Linked DNA regions of Homo sapiens: all the other regions are linked to region 4. A link is a contact called in ENCODE Hi-C or POLR2A ChIA-PET data. All regions are on one chromosome and are shown on one strand. Each heading gives the region's core, a stretch centred on a gene start or an enhancer-like site at or near the end of the contact. The rest is flanking DNA. Distances are from core to core; before and after follow the strand shown. Region 1 has its middle 200 kb from the start of PTEN. Region 2 overlaps LOC101929727 (a long non-coding RNA gene). Region 3 holds the start of PANK1-AS1 (PANK1 antisense RNA 1). Region 4 holds the start of STAMBPL1 (STAM binding protein like 1). Region 5 has its middle 240 kb from the start of PTEN.

The links. A loop is a pair of places that touch in the nucleus more often than their neighbours do. ChIA-PET counts read pairs that join two places held with the same protein, here RNA polymerase II (POLR2A). Pooled maps may share reads with other maps.
Region 1: a map with no recorded cell type shows a loop between it and region 4 (4-fold over the local background). The contact joins the enhancer-like site here to the promoter of STAMBPL1 in region 4. A Hi-C loop is called at or near these places in 1 of 168 maps with a recorded cell type or tissue (OCI-LY7), 2 of 37 single-sample maps with no recorded cell type and 7 of 50 pooled maps.
Region 2: a map with no recorded cell type shows a loop between it and region 4 (8-fold over the local background). The contact joins the enhancer-like site here to the promoter of STAMBPL1 in region 4. A Hi-C loop is called at or near these places in 4 of 37 single-sample maps with no recorded cell type and 8 of 50 pooled maps. POLR2A ChIA-PET finds 5 or more read pairs at or near these places in 1 of 52 experiments (activated T-cell).
Region 3: a loop to region 4 is called in a pooled map, with 10 times the contacts of the local background. The contact joins the promoter of PANK1-AS1 here to the promoter of STAMBPL1 in region 4. A Hi-C loop is called at or near these places in 7 of 37 single-sample maps with no recorded cell type and 9 of 50 pooled maps. POLR2A ChIA-PET finds 5 or more read pairs at or near these places in 1 of 52 experiments (OCI-LY7).
Region 5: a loop to region 4 is called in a map of OCI-LY7, with 4 times the contacts of the local background. The contact joins the enhancer-like site here to the promoter of STAMBPL1 in region 4. A Hi-C loop is called at or near these places in 1 of 168 maps with a recorded cell type or tissue (OCI-LY7) and 6 of 50 pooled maps. POLR2A ChIA-PET finds 5 or more read pairs at or near these places in 2 of 52 experiments (OCI-LY7 and activated CD4-positive, alpha-beta T cell).

Annotation. Positions count from the first base shown.
Region 1 is chr10:88,063,220-88,065,919 of GRCh38, forward strand. No RefSeq gene overlaps it. Among named protein-coding and RNA genes, the nearest start is that of PTEN, 200 kb to the left of the region's middle. Within about 2 kb of position 1,437, at least 15 of the 41 ENCODE cell types and tissues checked have a DNase peak (open chromatin) inside an H3K27ac peak, as active enhancers do.
Region 2 is chr10:88,270,596-88,273,295 of GRCh38, forward strand. The region is part of intron 1 of LOC101929727 (a long non-coding RNA gene); the gene reads left to right. It also overlaps a transcript of RNLS not described here. Among named protein-coding and RNA genes, the nearest start is that of RNLS, 310 kb to the right of the region's middle. RefSeq lists an enhancer at 1,006-1,055. Within about 2 kb of position 1,341, at least 7 of the 41 ENCODE cell types and tissues checked have a DNase peak (open chromatin) inside an H3K27ac peak, as active enhancers do.
Region 3 is chr10:89,642,778-89,645,477 of GRCh38, forward strand. It overlaps PANK1-AS1 (PANK1 antisense RNA 1), which reads left to right and starts at 1,337. Exons shown (of 5, transcript NR_184344.1): 1 at 1,337-1,422. It overlaps PANK1 (pantothenate kinase 1), which reads right to left and starts at 2,465. Exons shown (of 7, transcript NM_148977.3): 1 at 1,823-2,465. The coding sequence starts at 2,114. RefSeq lists silencers at 1,239-1,288, 1,989-2,468.
Region 4 is chr10:88,878,906-88,881,605 of GRCh38, forward strand. It overlaps STAMBPL1 (STAM binding protein like 1), which reads left to right and starts at 1,340. Exons shown (of 11, transcript NM_020799.4): 1 at 1,340-1,733. LOC124902551 reads right to left here and starts at 1,759. Exons shown (of 1, transcript XM_047426134.1): 1 at 829-1,759. The coding sequence starts at 1,517. The coding sequence ends at 990. RefSeq lists a silencer at 1,229-1,358 and an enhancer at 1,939-2,048.
Region 5 is chr10:88,107,091-88,109,790 of GRCh38, forward strand. No RefSeq gene overlaps it. Among named protein-coding and RNA genes, the nearest start is that of PTEN, 240 kb to the left of the region's middle. Within about 2 kb of position 1,306, at least 5 of the 41 ENCODE cell types and tissues checked have a DNase peak (open chromatin) inside an H3K27ac peak, as active enhancers do; they include OCI-LY7, where a contact is called at or near this core.

The sequences.
Region 1 (2,700 bases), core at 187-2,686, 820 kb before region 4:
ACTGTGAAAATGGCCTGTAGCTTGGAAATCTCAGGGGGTGTGAATGTAATTTGACATTCTTTGTGCACAGGCATGGGCTAGCCCCTCTGGGTGAAGAAGCTTTCAGGAAAGTGACTGTTACTACTCAGCTAACAATGTAGTGCTGAGCACTTTGCAGGACCGAGCTCACGAAAGTCTCACACAAGTCCTAGGAGGAAGGTGCTATTATTATCTCCAGTATACAGATGAGAGAACTAAGGCTTGAGAAGGCCATGAAACTTGGCCCAAGCTCACACAACTAGTCAAGTGTCAGAGCCCTCAGCTCTCTCTGCCTTCTGATTTAGAGATTTTAATTAGTGCAAGTTCAATATCTAAACTCTAGGAAGTTGCTAAGTATTTGGGGTAGAACCACATGATTCAGGTGATGATCAGTGTATGACACTTTACTATGACAGGCCAAAGAATTGAGTAAGTAGCATTTAAAGTTTTTACTGAATGGGATTAATGTCTTGTTCCAGGAAGGATTGAAGGCAGCTGATATAAACTGGGCAATATGTGAGTAGGTAGAGATGGTGAGCTCCAGAGGAATTTGGGATGATTCTCAGAGGAGGGACTCTGGTTGGGCCTTGAAGGATGAGTGGGAATTAGGTAAGTAAAGAACATTTCAGATTTGGGGAATCAGAATCAACTCTCTTTTAGGAGGCTTGCATTTGAAGCTACTCCATGAAAATGTTCTAAGTACACACAGTGACCTTTCTTGGGCTATGCTCCTACACTTGCTGAGCTCTTATATTCTTGAGAGATGTTTTATCAGCCTAAGCATGCAAAGAAACATGTGACCTGTGAAGTAATCCTTCACCAAGAGCACGTGCCAAAGCTGGTCAATATTGGGCCAGAAATTCTCCCCATCCCACCCCACCCTGCCCTGTCATTAACCAATTCTCCCCACATCCTAGTGTCACTAGTCTTTTCATGGTTCTGAAAACATGTTATTGCTTAAGTGCATTTCTCTACCATACTTTACAGACATTATCACTAGTCCTCACAACTGCTCTAATAAGGTAAATGACATTAGGCCCATTTTACAGTGGAGGAAACTGAGACTGAGAGGTGTTAAGAACTTTGCCCAAGTCATACAACTTCTTGGTGGTGGAAGCAACTAATTCATGGAAGAAACAGATCTGATGCCAAAGCCCGTGTTCTCTCTACTCTACCACATACTCTCCTTAGAACCGAATGAAGACTCCCCAGGCAGTTTTTGCTAGTATTCTGGATTTGTTTAAAAATCCTCGTAAGATGTTAACAACTTTAAGTCCTGTGGTGGTATGGGGGACCTGAACACCTGGGTGCATTTTCTTTTATTTACTCTAACAGGGACACAGACCTCTGGCTTCTTTCATAGAAACCCCCCTTTTTGAAATGTCTCTGTTTTGTTCATTCAGGAGAACAGATCAGCATCTCTCATGCAAGGCCTGGCTCTGTGCCCATCTCACTTTTGCAATGAATTTAGCAACATCTGCTTTGCCCATTAAAGTGATTTTTCTCTTCCTGGCCCTGAGCCTGTATGCTTGCTGCAATTGATTACTAGCAATTTCCTTCCCAAACCAGAGAGTTCAGTGAACTCTAAATTGAATTGTTGCTCACTGGTCTCCTTTGGACCAATTGCATATGGCTTACGTGCAAAATGGTCAAGCCACTCAGTTCCCGAATCTATAGGCTGATGATTCTGGTTAAACGTGGGAGAGGACCTGATGAGTGACATTTCCCATTTTTGCACACAGTGGCCTAGGACTGTGGTCACTTCTGTGTTTCTCAATTTCAGGTGGGGGGAGGGGATGAAGCCACCTTGCTTACAGCAAGGCTGTTGAAGTACACACCCTCTTTCCTTTCAGTCATATTGCAGCACCAATGGCCTCAGATGTAGTTGCCTGGAAACCTTGTTTCAGAGACATCTGAGAAACATATATCTAGCTCCAGAAGTGGCTTAGAAAGACCTCAGGAAGATGCATATCACTGTACTCTTTTGAAGGCAGCAGTGGGTCCCTTTAAGTGGTTCAGGCAGCTTTTTAAGATAAAGCAACGCCCAAAGTGATGCTGAGCCTGTATACCTGGCCTGCTGCTCCATCTTGATTGGCGGATATCTAGTTATCCTTTGAGATGTAGTCTGAGTGTTACCTCTCAGGGAGTCTGCCCATGTCTCACTCAGCCCTGTATTCCCAATATCTAGCACAGTGAGTACATGTAGTGCACCCTCAGTGAAAGGACAAATGAGTGAAGGATGCTGCTCTTCTCGTGAGAAGATTTTAAACTGGTACTTTGCTCTGAGCTGTCCTTGAAGTGTCTCTCCTTCCCCACAGCCATGATAGCTTTACACAGGGACAGTGAGGAGTTGTTGGTTATTTAGAGAAGTGAAAGTCAGGAGTCTCCTCTGCCACATAGTCCTAAAAAAAAAAAACAACAAAAAACCCAAAACAAAGGAACTTATTACTGACCAAATTACTTCCATATATCAGGGAGGTTAATTTAAAGCTAGGAATCTATAAATAAGAAAAAGGTAGCATAAATGACTAACATCAAATAGTATTGACAATTGCTGGAAATCATTTGAGTCATTGCACATTCTGTCTCTTTGAGCAGACATTCCCCGTTTCCACCACAATTGCTGACTGCATACCTACCAGTATCAGCAGCCACTTCTGAAATGATTATCGCAGACGAGAC
Region 2 (2,700 bases), core at 91-2,590, 610 kb before region 4:
GGATCCTCTGAGAACTTAGCTCAATACTTGTCCAATAGTAAACACTCCATAATGTTTGCCTGTTTGAATCTATAATCAAAATCTCCAGTAGGAGAAGGCCCTTGTATTTCTGTTTCATTTTTTTTGCTAGTTGGTGGGAGAACACACTTTTCAAAATACTAATAGTTCACCACCGGACAAGAGATACATACAACCCCAACTTCCAAGTAAATGGAAAATACCTTTTCTGGGTACGTTTATTTGGAAAGGGTTTCTTCACTTGAAGAAAGAATTAACAAACCCCTGTTTGGGAGGATAAAACAAGAAATTCCTTTGGGATGTCTCAAGTTTCTAGAGAGCCAGGCTCTCGCAGGCTGAGGTGGCTTCCACACTGTTCATGAACTGCTCTTGGCGGGCTGGTGGCCTGTTTGATATTCTGAGGTCTAGCAAAGATTTAGCTCCAGGGGGTCATCAAGAGGTCATGGTCTTGATCATTTCCTCTGTTATTTATCTTTGGCTTGTGGTACTGGAGCCTGCCTTTGATACAGGGCATTTCTACCACAGCTGCACAGAATCAAGCATTTCAGTGATTTGGTTTGAGGTGAAGGAGGCTTGGCTTCTAATGCTGCGAAAATGTCACTGGGTACATCTGAGAATATCTAGCTCTGTCCTTCACTGATGAGCAAATTCATTTCTGGGGGTTTACCAGTGGCACTTCCCAGACTTGGGTCAGGAAAGGAATCCTCCTGGTGAGGACAGCAGTTTTCAGTTTGAGTAATTCCATTTTCAGTTCCTTCTGAGACATTTTTCTTGCTCTGAGCTGGAGATAAAAGCAGCATGTCTCAGGCCTCTAGGGTGGATCTCTACTTTTCAACACTGTTTATGACTCACCTGTGACTGCCCTCAGTGCAGCCAAGGGGACCATTTATGCTGAATTAGCCTTTGGATTTTTCTTCTTAGTGACAGCAAAACTTCCGTGACAGCAAACAAGTAAACCACAGGAACATCCCTGGTCTGCTCAGCACAGCAGGCTCTTGGGTTCTCAGAGAGCCTGGGAGGACTTTTCAGCTTGTCTTATGTGGGTTTGTTCACCCCGTCCGGTTTCATTTTTATTTAAAACAATTGGTATCTTTCATCTTGGTTGCCAAGTATGGGTTGCATATGGTTTTGACCTGATATGAAGGGCCCAAATCAAATACCCAGGACTTGGCCTGGAAAATTGGTTGTATAAGACCTGCTCTCTTGTTCCCCTAAAAAGCAGCCTAGCAAATGGAAGCAATGGGTCCCAGGAGTTCGTTTCTGTATGCGGCTCTAACTCTGCCACGAAGGCCAGGACAGATAGTGTGCAGTGCTCTGTCATGTCTACCAGAGAAAATGATGCAACATGTGCTGGAGACTTTACCATCTGTGCAAGAGTGCAGCCCTAGGCTCAATCCAAAAGAAAAAGGAAGTGGCATTATAGCAGGGATATTCCCAGTGAGTCAAATTCCCAGAACAGCCTGTCCCTCCTCAAGGTGGTCAGTGTGCCCCAGCATCTCACCTCCAGATTTGGACTAAAACAGAACTGTTGCGTGCAGGGGTTAGAGAGGACTAGAGCAGTGATGTATTTTATATATCATATTTTCTAGCAATGGTTTTCCATCTGAAACCCAGTTTACATTGTGGCCCAGGGCACAGAAACAGAAGCTTTATGAAACAAGTTACTGTTTCCATGTGTCAGCATTCTAATTTTCCTTTCCTTTTCCTGTTCTTTTTTCTGTTATTTTAATTTTTTAAAAAAGCTTCTTGACTCACTAAATTACTATAACAAACCACTTATGAGTCAAAGCCCATATTTTGAAAAACAACATTGCATTAGTGTATACAGGCAGCACCTTGGGAACATTTATAGAATATGGATTCTTGGGTCCCTCTCCAGGGATTCTAATTCAGTCATTCCTGGGCCCAAGAATCTACGTTTTATGTTAACCTGACCTAAATGTGACCATTATGAGGGCAGGAAACGGTTTTGATCCCTAACATATCCCAAGTGCTTTACATGAAGAACTTGGTACAGCACAGGCTCTTGGTCATTGGTGGTTGAATAAATAAATGAATGAAAAAGTATTGATCTTCAAATGATTCCATCCTTCAACCCCAGCCGTGCCTCCCTTTGCATCTATACTGTTGTCTTCGTTTTTTTAAGATAGATACTCAAATAGTCTCTAGACCTTTGAATTGCAAAATTGCTTTGAATCTCCAAGTTGGAAGCTGCCTTGAAAGTCTCTAATCTAGGGATTCTCAGGTGTAGAAACTTTGTCTCGCTGCTTTAGAATTCCTTGGGGAAGTTTAAGGCAAATACATATCCCTAGACCCCAGCCCTGGAGTTTCAATCCAGGTAGATAGGGTTCATGGCCCAGGAATCTGCATTCTATCCTCCCTCGGGTGATGCTGTGGCCCAGCCAGGGTTGGGATGCACTGTTCTTGTGACCTCTCCCCACTGTGGATCACTGTGGATGGTGGTCACCCAGCCTCTGCTGGAAACATTTTGGGCTGGCAGAAAGAAACTCCCAGAGGTCTGCTCCACATTGAAAAGCTCTGCTTATTGGAAATTTCTTACTGATATTAGCTTCAATCACTTTCCTACTGCTGCTAGTCTTGGTTCTGCCCTCTGGAGCACCTCAACACAAGGCCAATTGGCTGCCTGACTGCTCATTGTGAAAATACAGAAAAAATATAAAG
Region 3 (2,700 bases), core at 87-2,586, 760 kb after region 4:
TTTCAGACATGATTGTTCAAATCTGAGAGAAGAAAACATGGTAAATAATGTAAATCCAATTTTGACGAACCGTTTTTTAAAAATTATAAGTAACAATCGTGGTCATGAAACTTAAAACAACTAGGATTTTTATTCTGTAAGAAACATAAACCACTTTAATTTCTGATACAAAGCACACAGGCAGATAGTTACATTTTCTTGTATTTTAAAATAATTTCTGTGGGTTTGCAAGCACAAGTTAAGGCTCAGGTTAGTTTTTCTCTGTCTTCAAGATATTCCTAGAGGGTGTATTTTCAATTCCTCAGAAGTTATTTCAAGAGGTGTTATATCCTCAATTAAACATAGAAGATTAAGCTAGAAGCTCCCTTTCATTATATTTTAGCTATTTTCATTGCAAACTCTAGTACAATCTGTCAATGTAGATAAGAGAAATAACTGAAGTATAGCTTCAAAATAAGTGAAACAGGTTTATAAATCACAGGTAATCAATATTAAGTCCTGACTTTTAAAATATTAATACTAATGAAAGTCATTTTCTAACAAGTATCAAAAACAAAAGCAAATAAAAATTCAGGTGCTAGATTACAACCTTACACCTTACAACTGTAGCCAAATCTGCTGTTTGGCTTTAAAGTTCCACACAAAATCTTAACCTACAAATTTAACATTTCAAACCCACAAAATACAAGTACCAGAGTCACCCACAGTCATGTCAAAGGGCTTTCCAAGGTCTTAGAAACCTTAATCCAATACAGAAAAGCTAAGAGTCAAAAAGACATAGAAACAGGGAAAAGTGAAGGTGTTATTTGCCAAACATTAAACTTTCACAGAAATCCAAAACCTACTTAACAATTTCCCTATATCGAACAGCATAACCTCTATGCAAATGCAGTCATTTATTAGCATTTACTGTACTTACTTTGCTTTTTGCCATTTATAAGCTTCATTAAAGACACCCACAAAGAAGTAACCAGTTGAATGAGCTTCAGTCAAGAAAAACCAGCTGTAAACTCGACCTACAAATTTACATCCCACAGCGTCCTGTGGGGAAGGTACACTTTACAAACTACCATTATATATACAAGCTTTAGATTGTGAAATAATGCACTTCGGCTTTCTCCGGTGTACATTACAATTACAAACCCTCAACTCAACCTCCCCCTTCGTTGAAAAAAAAAATCCACCTCCAATCCTCATTGGTCCACATAGTTCCGGCCCACATGGTATCAGTGGGTGTGTCCCTCCCAAAAAACCCTCTCATTGGCCGTGAAGAAACAGCTTCTAATAGGCTGTGATTTTGGGGGGTAGTTAAACTCCACGCCTCCAGACTTGCGCTCTCCAATAGACCCGAGACGCTGCTGGCTACTCTGTGATTCAAAGGGCAGGCAACCCCAGTAGGACGCGCTCAGAGAAGCGAGAGGGGTGAGAAAGGAGAGAGCACCCTCGGTGTGCCGCCCACTTTATCCTCACTCCTGGACCCCAGCAAATGTTCACACACCTGCGTTTTCCCAGCCACCAATTAGAAGGGCGGACAGAGCGTTCGCTTATTATATATCCTTGACCTAGGGACCCGCTCAAGCTTCGTGTCCAATCCTCGTTCTACTGATAGAAGCGAGCAAAGGGCAGGCTCAGGCAAAGACCTGTAGTGCTTGATGTCCCCTAGGAAAAGAATCAGTCCCGGGAACCTACTCTGTGCAGTCCCTCGACCGCAGACGCGGGGGCGCACGGGGCGTGCTGCGGCGCCTGCCTCAGCCGCTCCCAGTCCCGGGCCCCGCACGCTGCGTCTGCCTTGCGCCCGCGCTCCCCTCCCAGCGGGACTTACGCGGCCTGTTCTTTCTCCCCGAGTCCATCCTCCTCCGCAGCCGGCATTTCTTGGCCGGGGAGTCATGCTGAGGGAGCAGTGGCTGCGGCTGCAGCTCCGGCAGGAGCGGGAGGCGCTGGGGCGCCGCGTCGCTGCCGCCCACTGGACCCCGGCTGCAGACGTGCGGCGGCTGGACTGGCGGCGGATGGAAGCCGTTGTGCAGCAGCCCGTTCACAGCGGCGGCGCTGGTGCCCACGGGGGCCCCTGGAGAGTGCGGGACCGAGCGCTCCTGCTGCCCGCTGCGGTCGCCCATGCCGGGGGCTGGCGGGGCTGTGCGCGGGCCCCGGCTCAGGCGGCCTCGCTGGAGGTCATTCTCCGGCGTCTTTATTTCCCCGGATCCTCCCTGCGGCTTCCGATTCAGCAGCCGCAGAGCCGGCGCCTGGGGATGGCGAACCCGGCGCTCCTCCCCTCCTCCTGCCGACTCCCCCACCTCCTCTGCGCCCTGCCCCCCGCGCGCCGGCCCCACGGCGCCGGCCTGGAGCACGCCAGCCCCGGGCGCGGAATCGGGGATCCCCGCGCACCCCCAGCCGGGGCTCCCGCCGCCCGCCTTCCCCTGATCCCCAGGCCGCGCGACTTCAAACGCGGCTTCCTCGCCTCCCAGACTGGTCCCCGCCACTGAGCATGCCCAGTCCTGCCCGCCACCGCCACCGACGAGTTTCAACATGGGGAATCAAGTTCTCTGGGCTTGCAGAGAGGAGATGGGCGGGTTGGGCTTTGTATGGCGATGTGAAAACCAGATGGGTCTGGGAGAGACAGCGAAAGGAGCGAACCGTTTCAGGAGGAATACGGGAGGAAGACAATTATTTGCAGAGGTGTCAGGTTTGCTAATCCTGTCCCCA
Region 4 (2,700 bases), core at 90-2,589:
CAAACTCAAATGCCTACCATATTCTCAAATGTCAGTGAGGTGGGGGTGTATGGGAGTGGTGGGGACTGTGGAAAACTGAAGAGTGTCTTCACAGTCTAAAGGCGACACCTGCTATTCAGCTTCAGCTGATGGTTGCTAGAACTCGCCATGGACCAAATGTCTGATGTTACGATTTTACAGAAAATGTGAAAAGTCTGAATTTCTGTGAAATTTCCTAACTTCAACATTTGGAACCAACTTAAAACTAAGCAAAACAACACTGTTGCTTCTTAAAAATCAAGGCTGCAGGCTGCCTCCAACAATCAAACTCTTCATTTAAAAAAAAAAAAAGAATCCAGGGAGATGAGGCTTAAGAAGGTGAAATGCTTGAGACCAAATAACTCAGTTGGTGGCTGAGCCAGGGCTAGAATTTTGGTTTCCAGAGGAAAGGCTAACTAAGAAAAGCCAGTGTTTCCCCACCCCACTCTGCAGCCATTTCTCTCACTTGGAAGTAAGCTCCCAACCAAGCTCAAGAAAAGCGACTCTATTTCATCCAGCAGCAGCAGTCTCCATAAAATGTTTATCAGTTAATAGAACCTGTGAAGCCAATAGAAACAGCTTTCAGTGTTGGATCAGAGTTTAAATTTCAGCTTCTACTGCTTTCTAGGTGAGTAACCTGGGATAAATTATTTTACTTCTCTGTCTCTCGTTCATGGAAAAAACAAAAACAAAAACAAAAAATGAGTCCCTTTTATATACAGGGTTGTGGCAGATGGACTAAGATTTTGTGTACCGACTGCCTGACACAGTGCCAGAACTGTAGTAAGAACACCACACGTGATAGTAACATAACATCCAGGAGATATTCTAATACTTCTTATTTTCCAAGTACACACAAATTGGGGGTAGGGGGAAGGGCTAAGATGCTTAATAGTGGGCGTAGCCAGTTGTGGATAAATATCAAAAAGGGAATCCTAACATGAAGTATAAGTGGGATTTTCACCAAAACCCTATCCTTCCCCAGACTCCAGTGACAGTTTAACGGTCAGCTGCATCAAGGCTTGTGTACTGTGCAGTCTTAAAAGGCACCACTCCTGTCCATCTCGGTGAAATTGATGGTGGAGCAAAAGGGAGTTTAGGTGGTTCCGGTCTGGGGAGAAGACGTGCAGGGTTTCAGATGCGAAAGTCGCACCCAACCGCTTCACTCGGGCTCTAGGCCATCCGCAGGGGCCCTGCTTCCTTCCACCTGCGAGCTTTTTCTGCAGAATGCGGGAAGCCGCCGCCGCCGCCACAGAGGAGGGGGCGGAGGCAGAGGCGGAGGCGGCACCCAGGGGCCGGGGCAGGGGAGGCCGGGACCATCGCAGTGACAATTTATTTTCCTGCAGCAGCGGCAGCAGGGACGGTTGCTGCAGGTTCGGGGTCGGCCGGCCTGCGCGTGGGCTTGCGAGGACGCTGTTCGTCCCCTGCGCTGGGGTGTCCGACAGCGAGGAGGAGAACGACGCACGGAGCCCGCGCGACTGGAACCAGCAAAGCTCCATCTGTCGGCAGAGGAGAAGGGGGAGGAGGCACGGCCGAGGCAAACGAGCGGACGCCTCGTCGCCGGGTGCCGGTATCACCCCGCTGCAACGCCTTCCAGCAAAAGCCACCGCGGCCCGGGTTGCAGCAGCCGGACGGATGCCAAGGCCACACGGCAGCCACGGGGGCAGCCGTCGCAGTCGCCGTCCCACACGGGCTGCGGACACCAAGGGTTGCTAGTGAGTAGCGGCGCGCGCGCGTGAGTGAGAGCGCGCACCGGACGGGGAAGTGCGCACGGCGGGTGCGTCTGCCTCGTGGCCTGGCGCGCGCCGGCCCTTCCGCTGGCAGCGTCCGGTCCCGGGCTGGCTCTAGGGGAGGAAAAAATGCACTTTGGCGGCTGATCGCTTCCTTCCTGCCAGTCATGCAATCGGCCGCCTCCATCGGCGCCGCCTGTATGCGCCCCTCCGCTGGGCCCTCTGGGTTAGTTTCACCTTGATAGGGAGGCAGGAAGACCTGGCTGCTGGTGGCAGGGCGGGACTCTGGCCGTGACCTATACGTGGGTGCGCCTGTTTTTTTGGTTCAGCCCTGGGTTGCAGCCTTGGAGATGATGTCGACCTTGGGAGAGACCACTGCACTGTCTCTAGCGGCGCGGTGTGGAGGAGGGAGGGGCGAGGGTTAGAAAAACGGACCTTTACCCCGGCCGAGCAGGTGCCATGCCTTTCCAGATGATGTTACTTTTATGCCCTTTATGAGCGACTAAGACATTGCCCCTCACCTGAATAACTTAAAGCTTTCGCTGAAAGCCCCCAGTGAGATGCACAAAGAAATGGAATGTCTCCAAAACATATTTTTTTCAGAACTTTCTCTAAAACAACCCACGCTGCTGATACCCCCAGAGCCTAAGGTGCCATAATTGCTGAAGTTTAAAAGAAAATTTATGTAAGGAATAAGTAATTCAGGAAACGGAACCCAATCTAGAGGTTTGAAAAAAAAAATCAAGTGCCTGGGAAGTGGGGTGGGGTGGCTTGCTTCCTGGAAATCAGTGTTCGGTAGTAAGTAAAAAAGACAGCTTTCAAAGTAAGCCCCAGTGAGCACACTGCTTTCCAAACATCTTGCTCATTACTGACAATAACATGAAGTCCTGGATTTTAAGCTATTTCCGAAGACATAATAGATATCACTAGGATGCTTGTTTATGGTCTCATG
Region 5 (2,700 bases), core at 56-2,555, 770 kb before region 4:
CATATTGTAACTCACTGAATCCTTCCTTCTACCTTACAATAATAGTAGGTATAATGCTCATTCCGCAGAAGAGGAAACATGCTCAGATAGGGCAAGTAATTTGTCTAAGGTCACAAAGCTAAGAAAATGAGAAACCAGCTCAAAATTATTAAATCTGAACATAGATTTTCTTGGGAAATTACTGTTAAATTTCTCAAATAGATTGTAAGTGACCTTTAGAGACCTTCATTTCACTTACTTCATTTATTTATACATGACCCACCTAAGGCAAAGCATTTAGTTTCTTTAAGCGCAAGTTTCGTCATCTGAAGAATGGACAAATAATAATACCACCTCCCCCACCCCACCCCAGAGTTTCTGTGAGGATTAAATGAGATAATGCATATGCAGTGCCTGGCCCATAGTAGATGTTCAGTATATTTTTTACCATCATTTGTTAATTTGACAAGTAGTCAAATTAGTGATGCACATCAGAATCATCAGTGGAAACTTTTCAAATATTGAGGTCTGGGTCCCAAAGTGGGGTATTTTGAAAAGTTCCCCAAGTGATTCTGATTCACATTCCCTTATGAGAATCACTGCTGAATGTGACCAATATTCATTAAGGAAGCATTTTGCTCAAGGCATTTTGCTGTGTGCTAAGAGAGGTGTCAGATGCACAATAATGGCAAAAGTCACATAAAAATAAGTAAATTACTATGAGAGATGAGTGAGTCCTCCTGCAGCAATCAGGAAAGTCCTCATAGAGGCAATCACAGTGGGCTGGGCTTGAAGGCACAGCAGGGTTAGCTTGCCAAGAATGGTGGCAGGGCAGTGAGTGAAGGTAAGTGGCATGATGGTGCAAATAATGTCACTGGTGCCACTACTGGCTGGGACATGGAGTCTGGGGAGAGTCGGGAGATGAAGCCAGGTGGTTGGCTGCAGTCAGAGAATGGAAGCTCTTGGACTTCTGACCAGTTGGGTTTGCACTGCATTTAGAGGACCACGACAAGCCATTAAGATTTTCTGAGCCAGAGAGGGAAATGCTCAGAACTATCCTTTCACCTGTTAAGTCTGGCACTCAAATAAATTAGAAAGTATAGAACCCAAAGGCAAGAAATGAGCAAGGCCAGAGACATCTGTTGCATCAGCCCAGGCCTCAGAATAGGAGCTTGGACTAGGCAGGGTACTGACAGGTGGTTAGGCTAAAGGAACAACTATATAAACCTGGAGACTGAATTAGCTGTTGGGGGAGGGGTGGTGAGAGGAAGAAGAAGTGAAGATGACTTTGAGATTTGAGCCTGCGTGATGGGAAGAACAGCACTGTGACCAGAAAAAGGGAAGTGGGGGTATGAGCTGGGTGGGGGGAGGGAAGATGATGAGCTGAATGTGTTGAGCTGGAGATGCCTGGGCACAAGGTACACATATCTAGGAGTTAGGTGGCACTGTGGAGCTTAAAGGAGAGATCAGGGCTACACACAAACAAATAAATAGAACACAAAGTGAGTCAGCTGCACTGAGGGGTGTCGCTTCAGCCTTGGCAATGGTAGAACTCTGTGGGAAGGAGAGTAGAGCAGGGATTCTTAACCAAAGATCTGTGGATAGGATTTTTGTTTGAGGGTGTCTGTGAACTTTTTAACATTTTAAGCAGAATATTACTATGTATATTAAAAAGCCCACAATCTCATTGGATAAGTTACTCTAAACAAGGTTAAAACCTACTAATATATATATAGGAGAGGTGGGCTGAGATGCTTCTCATGGAATTTTCACATCGTAGGTAGGAACAAAATATTCCAGCCAATCTCTGCAGTCTTGACTGTCATACCTCAGACTGTGGTGGCTGTTTTATTATTATTTTTTTTAATCAGGGCCAGACTGTTTGGTCAAGATTGTCTTAAAAATGTTTCTTCTTTCCAAGATATTCAATGGGGAAAGAATAATCTTTCCACAAGTGTGGTGAGATAAGTGGATATCCACATGCAAAAGTATCCATCTGGACCCTCTGACTCTCACTAAATACAAAAGTTAACATAAAATTGGTCAAAGACCTAACTGTAATAGCTAAAACTATAAAACTCTTAGAAGGCAACATCCTCAAAGACATAATTTTTGTGACCTTAGTTTGGCCAATGATTTCTTAGATATGGCACCTGAAGCCCAAGCAACCAAAGAATAAACTGAACGTCATCAAAAATTCAACTTTTGTGTTTCAGGGACACTATCAAGAAAGCAAACAGACAACCCATAGAATGGTAGAAAATATTTATAAATTATATGTCTGATAAGAATCTAGAATATGTAAAGAACTTTTACAATTCAACAATAAAAAAATACAGTTAAAAATAGGCAAAGGATTTGAATAAACATGTATCCAAACAAAATATAAAACAGGCCAATAAGCACATGAAAATATGCTCAACATCATTAGCCATCAGAAAAATACAAATGAAAACCACAATGAGATACTACTTCACATTCACTAGAATGGCAATTGTCATCATGATCATCATCATCATCAGATAATATCATGTGTTGGCAAGGATGTAGAGAAACTGAAATCCTCTTACATTGCAGGTAGAGAGGTAAAAATGGTACAGCTACTTTAGAAAAACAATTTGGCAGTTTTTCAAAAAGTTAAATATAGAGTTACCTATGACCCAGAAATTTTGTTTTTAGGTATATAACCAAGATAATTGAAAACACATGTTTACACAAATA